Regions from separate parts of the Homo sapiens genome. Here region 2 is linked to region 1. The links are chromatin contacts, found by Hi-C or POLR2A ChIA-PET in ENCODE. All regions are on one chromosome and are shown on one strand. Each heading gives the region's core, a stretch centred on a gene start or an enhancer-like site at or near the end of the contact. The rest is flanking DNA. Distances are from core to core; before and after follow the strand shown. Region 1 overlaps APBB1IP (amyloid beta precursor protein binding family B member 1 interacting protein). Region 2 overlaps APBB1IP (amyloid beta precursor protein binding family B member 1 interacting protein).

The links. A loop is a pair of places that touch in the nucleus more often than their neighbours do. ChIA-PET counts read pairs that join two places held with the same protein, here RNA polymerase II (POLR2A). Pooled maps may share reads with other maps.
Region 2: a map with no recorded cell type shows a loop between it and region 1 (4-fold over the local background). The contact joins two enhancer-like sites. A Hi-C loop is called at or near these places in 4 of 168 maps with a recorded cell type or tissue (B cell, Caco-2, GM12878 and 1 more), 7 of 37 single-sample maps with no recorded cell type and 6 of 50 pooled maps. POLR2A ChIA-PET finds 5 or more read pairs at or near these places in 5 of 52 experiments (CD8-positive, alpha-beta memory T cell, GM12878, activated CD4-positive, alpha-beta T cell and 2 more).

What each region holds. Positions count from the first base shown.
Region 1 is chr10:26,485,600-26,488,683 of GRCh38, forward strand. All of the region lies in intron 2 of APBB1IP (amyloid beta precursor protein binding family B member 1 interacting protein), which reads left to right. Among named protein-coding and RNA genes, the nearest start is that of APBB1IP, 49 kb to the left of the region's middle. RefSeq lists an enhancer at 1,624-1,673. Within about 2 kb of position 1,517, at least 13 of the 41 ENCODE cell types and tissues checked have a DNase peak (open chromatin) inside an H3K27ac peak, as active enhancers do; they include GM12878, where a contact is called at or near this core.
Region 2 is chr10:26,527,707-26,530,790 of GRCh38, forward strand. All of the region lies in intron 8 of APBB1IP (amyloid beta precursor protein binding family B member 1 interacting protein), which reads left to right. Among named protein-coding and RNA genes, the nearest start is that of LINC03028, 50 kb to the right of the region's middle. RefSeq lists a silencer at 1,759-1,808. Within about 2 kb of position 1,450, at least 2 of the 41 ENCODE cell types and tissues checked have a DNase peak (open chromatin) inside an H3K27ac peak, as active enhancers do; they include GM12878, where a contact is called at or near this core.

The sequences.
Region 1 (3,084 bases), core at 267-2,766:
GTATTTTTGGCTATTTTGTTTAGATGTCACAACAAGCCTAAGAATTAGGCATTATTGTTTTCCTTATTTTATAGACAAGGAAACTGAAGTCCAAGGAGATTAAATACCATGTCAAGTTGGTTGTTAAGGCCAGGATTTACTGACATGTTTACCAAGTGCAGTAGATAGCAAATCTCTGCTGGGAATGAAGATACCATTAAAGTGTTAGCATGACAGCTGGATTTTGAATGATCAGTAGGATTTTATGAAGGAGATATGCACAGAGGAGGATATTATTTAAAGGGAATAGCATATACAAAGACAAAAAGAGTTCTAAAAAGCCTGTTCAGAAAACATCAAGGGTCCTGAGGCCAGGCCTGGTGGCTCAAGCCTGTAATCCCAGCATTTTGGGAGGTGGAGGTGCGAGGATCACTTGAGCCCAGGAGTTTGAGACCTGCCTGGGCAACATAGCAAGACCCTGTCTCTGCTAAAAATAAAATAAAATAATGTAAAAAAATATAAATAAATTAAAAAATAAAAGGCCCCGAATGGGACAAATTAGGAAGGACTTTGAAAGACACGCTGAGTGCCTGAACGCTCTCCACTTCATCATAAGCAGCCAGGGAAGATTTTTAAACAGGAGAGTGACACATTCACATTTGTATTTGCAATTTGCAGCAACGGTGGTGGTGAATATTGATGGGGAGTCTGGAAGGCTGGAGGCTGGGTGAGCTGGTGAGGTGTCAACTGTGGCTTGATAGAGAGAATGAAGGCAAGGAGAAGCCTTCTACAGGAAAAGCCAACAGATTCCTCGACCGACTAGATGGAAAAATGGGAGGAGTAAGGGACTATGCCAAGGGTTCTAAGTCAGACTGATATGTGACTAATGGCCTTTTACCAAGTTAAGGCGCATGGGAAGAGAATGCATGAAGGGGAGTAGTGAGTCGGAGCTACTTAGAGGGAAATGCCTGGGGGATGTTGAGCTGGCTGTGTTTAGGCAAGCTACTCTGACCGATGCAATAAAGGCCGCCCTCATCCAGGTCCAAAATTCCAGATTCCATGGCTGGAATTGCTGATCTTCACGGCATCCCAAACTGCATGCAAACTGAGTTAAATGTGTGAGATTAACTCTGCCGTCGATATAAACATATGTCCTGTAAACCATATGCATCACAGTACTTAGGATAAATGTTTAAAAGACATAGTTTTGAAATGTATCCAGGTGGAAAAGAGAAACGATTTAAGGATTGAAAAACTGAAGCCTAGAAATATTAAGCATTAGGGAAAATTTCCTTGTCGTTCAAGGAATCTAAGGGAAAGTTTTAGCCTGGACAAGCGGCTTCAACCACCTCACCCCTCATCTATCCAATAATAACAATAATAATCACAAAATCTAGCTGATTTTGTAGTATTTCCATTTCTTTTTCATCAACAACTTGTGGTTCTTCCCAAGACATAAAATGAACTCAGAAGTGACATACTCACAAAAAGATTCTAACTCCACCCAGTCACGATGTGAGCATGGCTTGTTTGCAATGCATTGCTTCACTGTGATAACTCCACCCCAGCTCTTTCTGGCTGCTAACCCAAATAAGACTTTTAGCTGTCAGGGCTGGGTGTTTTTTTTTTTTTCCTCTCTCTCTCTCTCTCTCTTTTAATCTTTATTTTGACCTTTGGAAAATACCACACGTACATATAGGCACAGCCCTATTTTCTTACGCTTGTGTGTGTGTACACTGTATACATGTGTATAACTCTTGTCTGTCCATTTCAATAATAAGGTTTTCTTGCAGGGAGGTCAATTATGTAATATGACTGAATTTACAGATTAATAATTTTTGTTAACAAACTGCCCTGAAGTCAAATGTCTTTTTATCTTCACCGTGGGTGCAACTGTGATCCATTCACAAGCAAGTTTACTTATGACTGTACGTTTCAGCACAATTTTGATGTTGGCTCCACTTAATAACTCAGTAACAGACTCTGGGGGAAAGGAATGAAAGGGCAGGGGAAAGGGCAGGGGGAAAGATTTTCACCAGATGAATGCAGGGAGAGGTCACGAGAACGCGCTGTTGTTTTGAGTTATTTCCATCTTAGGTGGATGATTCACTGTGGCACGTCATTAACCTGTTATATAGCAGTGGTGTGCACAGCCTGAGAAACGAAGGCCTTTGGGTTCAGTGGGTTTTTCTGACTCATCGATGTCACATTTCCAGACTTTATTTTAGTGCTTTTCCAAATTTAAGGGTTCAGGAGAATGAATCAATGGCAAGATTCTTGTTACTCAAATTATATTTGATTCCTATAAGCTTATTGTAATGCTAGTTGGCAGTTTTGAGGTCAGCAAACAAATCTATATTTATTCTTATAAAATGGATTACTCTCATAAAAAAATCTGAAATGTGTTAACACCAATAATTACTCTTAATAATAATTCATCTGAAGGATTCCTTTATTTTCTCACACTATTGTACTCAGATAGAAAGCAATTCACATGAGCAGTTCTGGAATTTTATTGTTTTTTCCATTAATTTCCCCTTATTAAAATAATAACTTAAAAACCCATGACAAGATTTTTAATACCATATTAGTTGTTTTGGGAGACAATTTGTGAAACCATGGAGATAATATCTACTTAAATACTTTCTGCCATTTTGTAGGAATTTTTTTTTTTTTTGAGAGAGTCTCGCTGTGTCACCCAGGCTGGACTTTGGTGGCACCATCATAGTTCACTGCAGCCTCGACCTCCTGGGCTCAAGCCATCATCCCGTCTCAGCCTCCCAAGTATGTGGGACTACATGCACGTGCCCCCACACCTGGCTAATTTTTTAATTTTTTGTACAGAAGTTTCTCTATGTTGCCCAGGCTGGTTTCAAACTCCTGGCCTCAAGCAATCCTCTCCCCTCGGCCTCCCAAAGTGCTGGGATAACAGGCGTGAGTCACCATGCCCAGCCTTGTAGGAAATTTAAAGAAAGGAGGATATGATTCAGATACTTTGTAAGCAACTGTGTGGGGATAAAACCCCATGGAAATGACTCCTCATGCTGACTTCCCTCATGAACCAGGGGCAGGGCCCACCTGCAGCCATCTTCCTCTCTTCTAGGT
Region 2 (3,084 bases), core at 200-2,699, 42 kb after region 1:
TTTGAGATGGAGTTTTGCTCCTGTGGCCCAGGCTGGAGTGCAATGGCACGATCTCGGCTCACTGCAACCTCTGCCTCCCGGGTTCAAGCGATTCTGCTGCCTCAGCCTCCCAAGTAGCTGAGATTACAGGCATGTGCCACCAGGCCCGGCTAATTTTGTATATTTAGTAGAGATGGGGTTTCACCATCTTGGCCAGGCTGGTCTCGAACTCCTGACCTCAGGTGATCCAACAGCCTTGGCCTCTCAAAATGCTGGGATTACAAACATGAGCCGCTGCGCCTGGCCCCACGCCTCTCTTATTGTCCCTGGATAGCACAGAACTCTGACATATTCTTCCCACGGTCAATGGGAAGAGTACAGGCAAATGACAGAAACACACTCTGCACCTCAAGCTCTCTGCTTAGAATCCATGCATCGTCCCATCTGCCACATTCTTTTGGTCAAAGCAAGTCACATGGCCAAACCCAACGTAAGTGAAGCAAGGAAATAAGCTTCACCCATTCTGGGGGAAGTTACTGCCCAGTCACCTGACAGCGAGCAGAGAACTGGGAGCGATGGTCTGATCTTCACTCAGTGAACTGCATTAACCCCATAGCTCTAGCCTGACTGGCTGCTCACTAGTGCTCCAAAGACACCTCTGTGCCTTTGTGCATGCTTGTTCTCCTCCCTGGAAATCTATTCTTATTCTTTTTTTCCCTACCAGAACATTGAACAGCTTTCAAGGCCTCGTTCAAACTTTGACCCCCTCTGTAAAGTTTTTCTTGACCATCGCAGTCCATAGTAATTTCTTCCTTCCTGAAAATCTCTAGACTGTGGCTCATTTTGAATTTTTGTAGTCTCTTATATCTTCCCCATTGACAGATATAGAGTCATCTGTCCATCTCACTATGATCGATCTGTATTTATCTTCTCCATGTGATAGCAACCTTCTTAAGAACAGGGATTTGAGGCCAGGCATGGTGGCTCACGCCTGTAATCCCAGCACTTTGGGAGGCCGAGGCAGGTGAATCCCTTGAACTCAGGAGTTTCAAACCAGCCTGGGCAACATAGCAAGACCCCATCTCTACAAAAAATTTAAAAATTAGCTGACCATGGTGGCATGTGCCTGTAGCCCCAGCTACTTGCAAGGCTGAGGTGGGAGAATTGCTTGAACCTGGGAGGCGGAGGTTGCAGTGAACCATGATCACGCCACTGCACTCCAGCATAGGTGACAGAGTGAGATATGTCCCTCCCCAAAGAAAGAACAGGGATGTTTTACATGTATAAAGGGTACTCACAAATATTTCTTCACGAACTGATAACTGTTTGCTTGATTTACTCTTTATTCCAAGAAGATTTTTAAAAAGTATTTGCTGTTTCTTTCCTATCCAGCTGTCCCCAAATGTTGCACTCCCAGAAGCTGTGAGAAAAGAGAGCAAGCTATGACCAAGAGTCTCATTTCCCATTTTAAAGTTCCTTTATTATTCGACTCAGGTTTACCCAGTTTCCATTTGCAGGATATAATGACTAAACGTTGAGTTCTGCTCACTACTTCTACAGAACAGCCCGCATTGAGTGGGCGCCCACACCGCAGGTGGAAGTTCCGATCCGAAAGCAATCAGTCTTATTATTCTAAGAATTATTCTTATTCTAAGGACTGCCCTCCTCCAGCACAGATTTGCTTTGTGTTTTTTGCTATTTCATTAAAAGAAAAAACAAAAACAGTGTAGCATGGTCACTTAGAAGGATATTCTGAAGCTGAAAAAGTCAGAAGTATGTCAGAGAAAGTTCTCAGAGAAAGGTACAGCTATACATCCTGCCTCTTTAGGGCACCCTGGTGAAATGTGGCCCTTCACAGTTTAGACAGGTTCTTCCCTGCAGAGGGTGACAGATGCTCTGTCTTTCCCAGATAAGGATGATGACAAACACTTGCTCTGGAGTCTTTTTTTTTCTTTTAATTTTTCCTTTTTCCTGAGATGGAGTCTTGCTTTGTCACCCAAGCTGGAGTGCGGTGGGATGATCTCAGCTCACTGTAACCTCCACTTCCCAGTCTCAAGTGATTCTTCTGCCTCAGCCTCCCTAGTAGCTGGGATTACAGGCGCCCACCACCAAACCCAATTAATTTTTGTATTTTTAGTAGAGACAGGGTTTTGCCATGTTAGCCAGGCTGGTCTCGAACTGCTGACCTCAGGTGATTCACCCACCTTGGCCACCCAAAGTACTGGGATTACAGGCGTGAGCCACCGCACCCGGGTTTGGAGTCTTCATTATGCTCTCTGTTCATGCTTCCAGTTCATCATACGTGATTCAAATATCTGGCCTTCCTAAGCCAAGGTTTGCTTTCTAGCAGCACCTTGAAATCACTCTTGTATGAATGGGCGAACTCATATTGGGTCACATCTTTTGTTATTGTGGAAAAATATATGTAACATAGGACTTATCATCTTAACCATTTTTAAGTGTACCCTTCTGTGGTATTAAGTACATTCACATTGCTGTGCTAGATTCTCCCCTATGGTACTTAAAGCTTTTTTTTCTTTTTCTTTTTTTTTTTTTTTTTGAGACGAGGCCCCCACTGTGTGACCCAGGCTGGACTCAAACACCTGGGCTCAAGTGATCTTCCTGCCTCAGCCTCTGGAGTAGCTGGGACTACAGGTGCATGCCATTATGCCCGGCTCTGTACTTAAGAGTATTTTAATGCTGAGAAAAATTATTTAATAACTTGGCCAGGTATGGTGGCTCACGCATGTAATCGCAGCACTTTGGGAGGCCGAGGCGGGCAGATCACAAGGTCAGGAGATCGAGACCATCCTGGCCAACATGGTGAAACCCCGTCTCTACTAAAAATACAAAAATTAGCTGAGCGTGGTAGTGCGTGCCTGTAATCCCAGCTACTCGGGAGGCTGAGGCAGGAGAATTGCTTGAACCCAGGAGTTGGAGGTTGCAGTGAGCCGAGATCGCGCTACTGCACTCCACCCTGGCGACAGAGCAAGACTCTGTCTCAAAAAAAAAAAAAATTATTTAATAACTCAACGTTCTGCCACTAATCGGCCTTGGGAAAATCACTTAATCCTCTGTGTCCTCATCTGTAAAGTAGCAATAGCA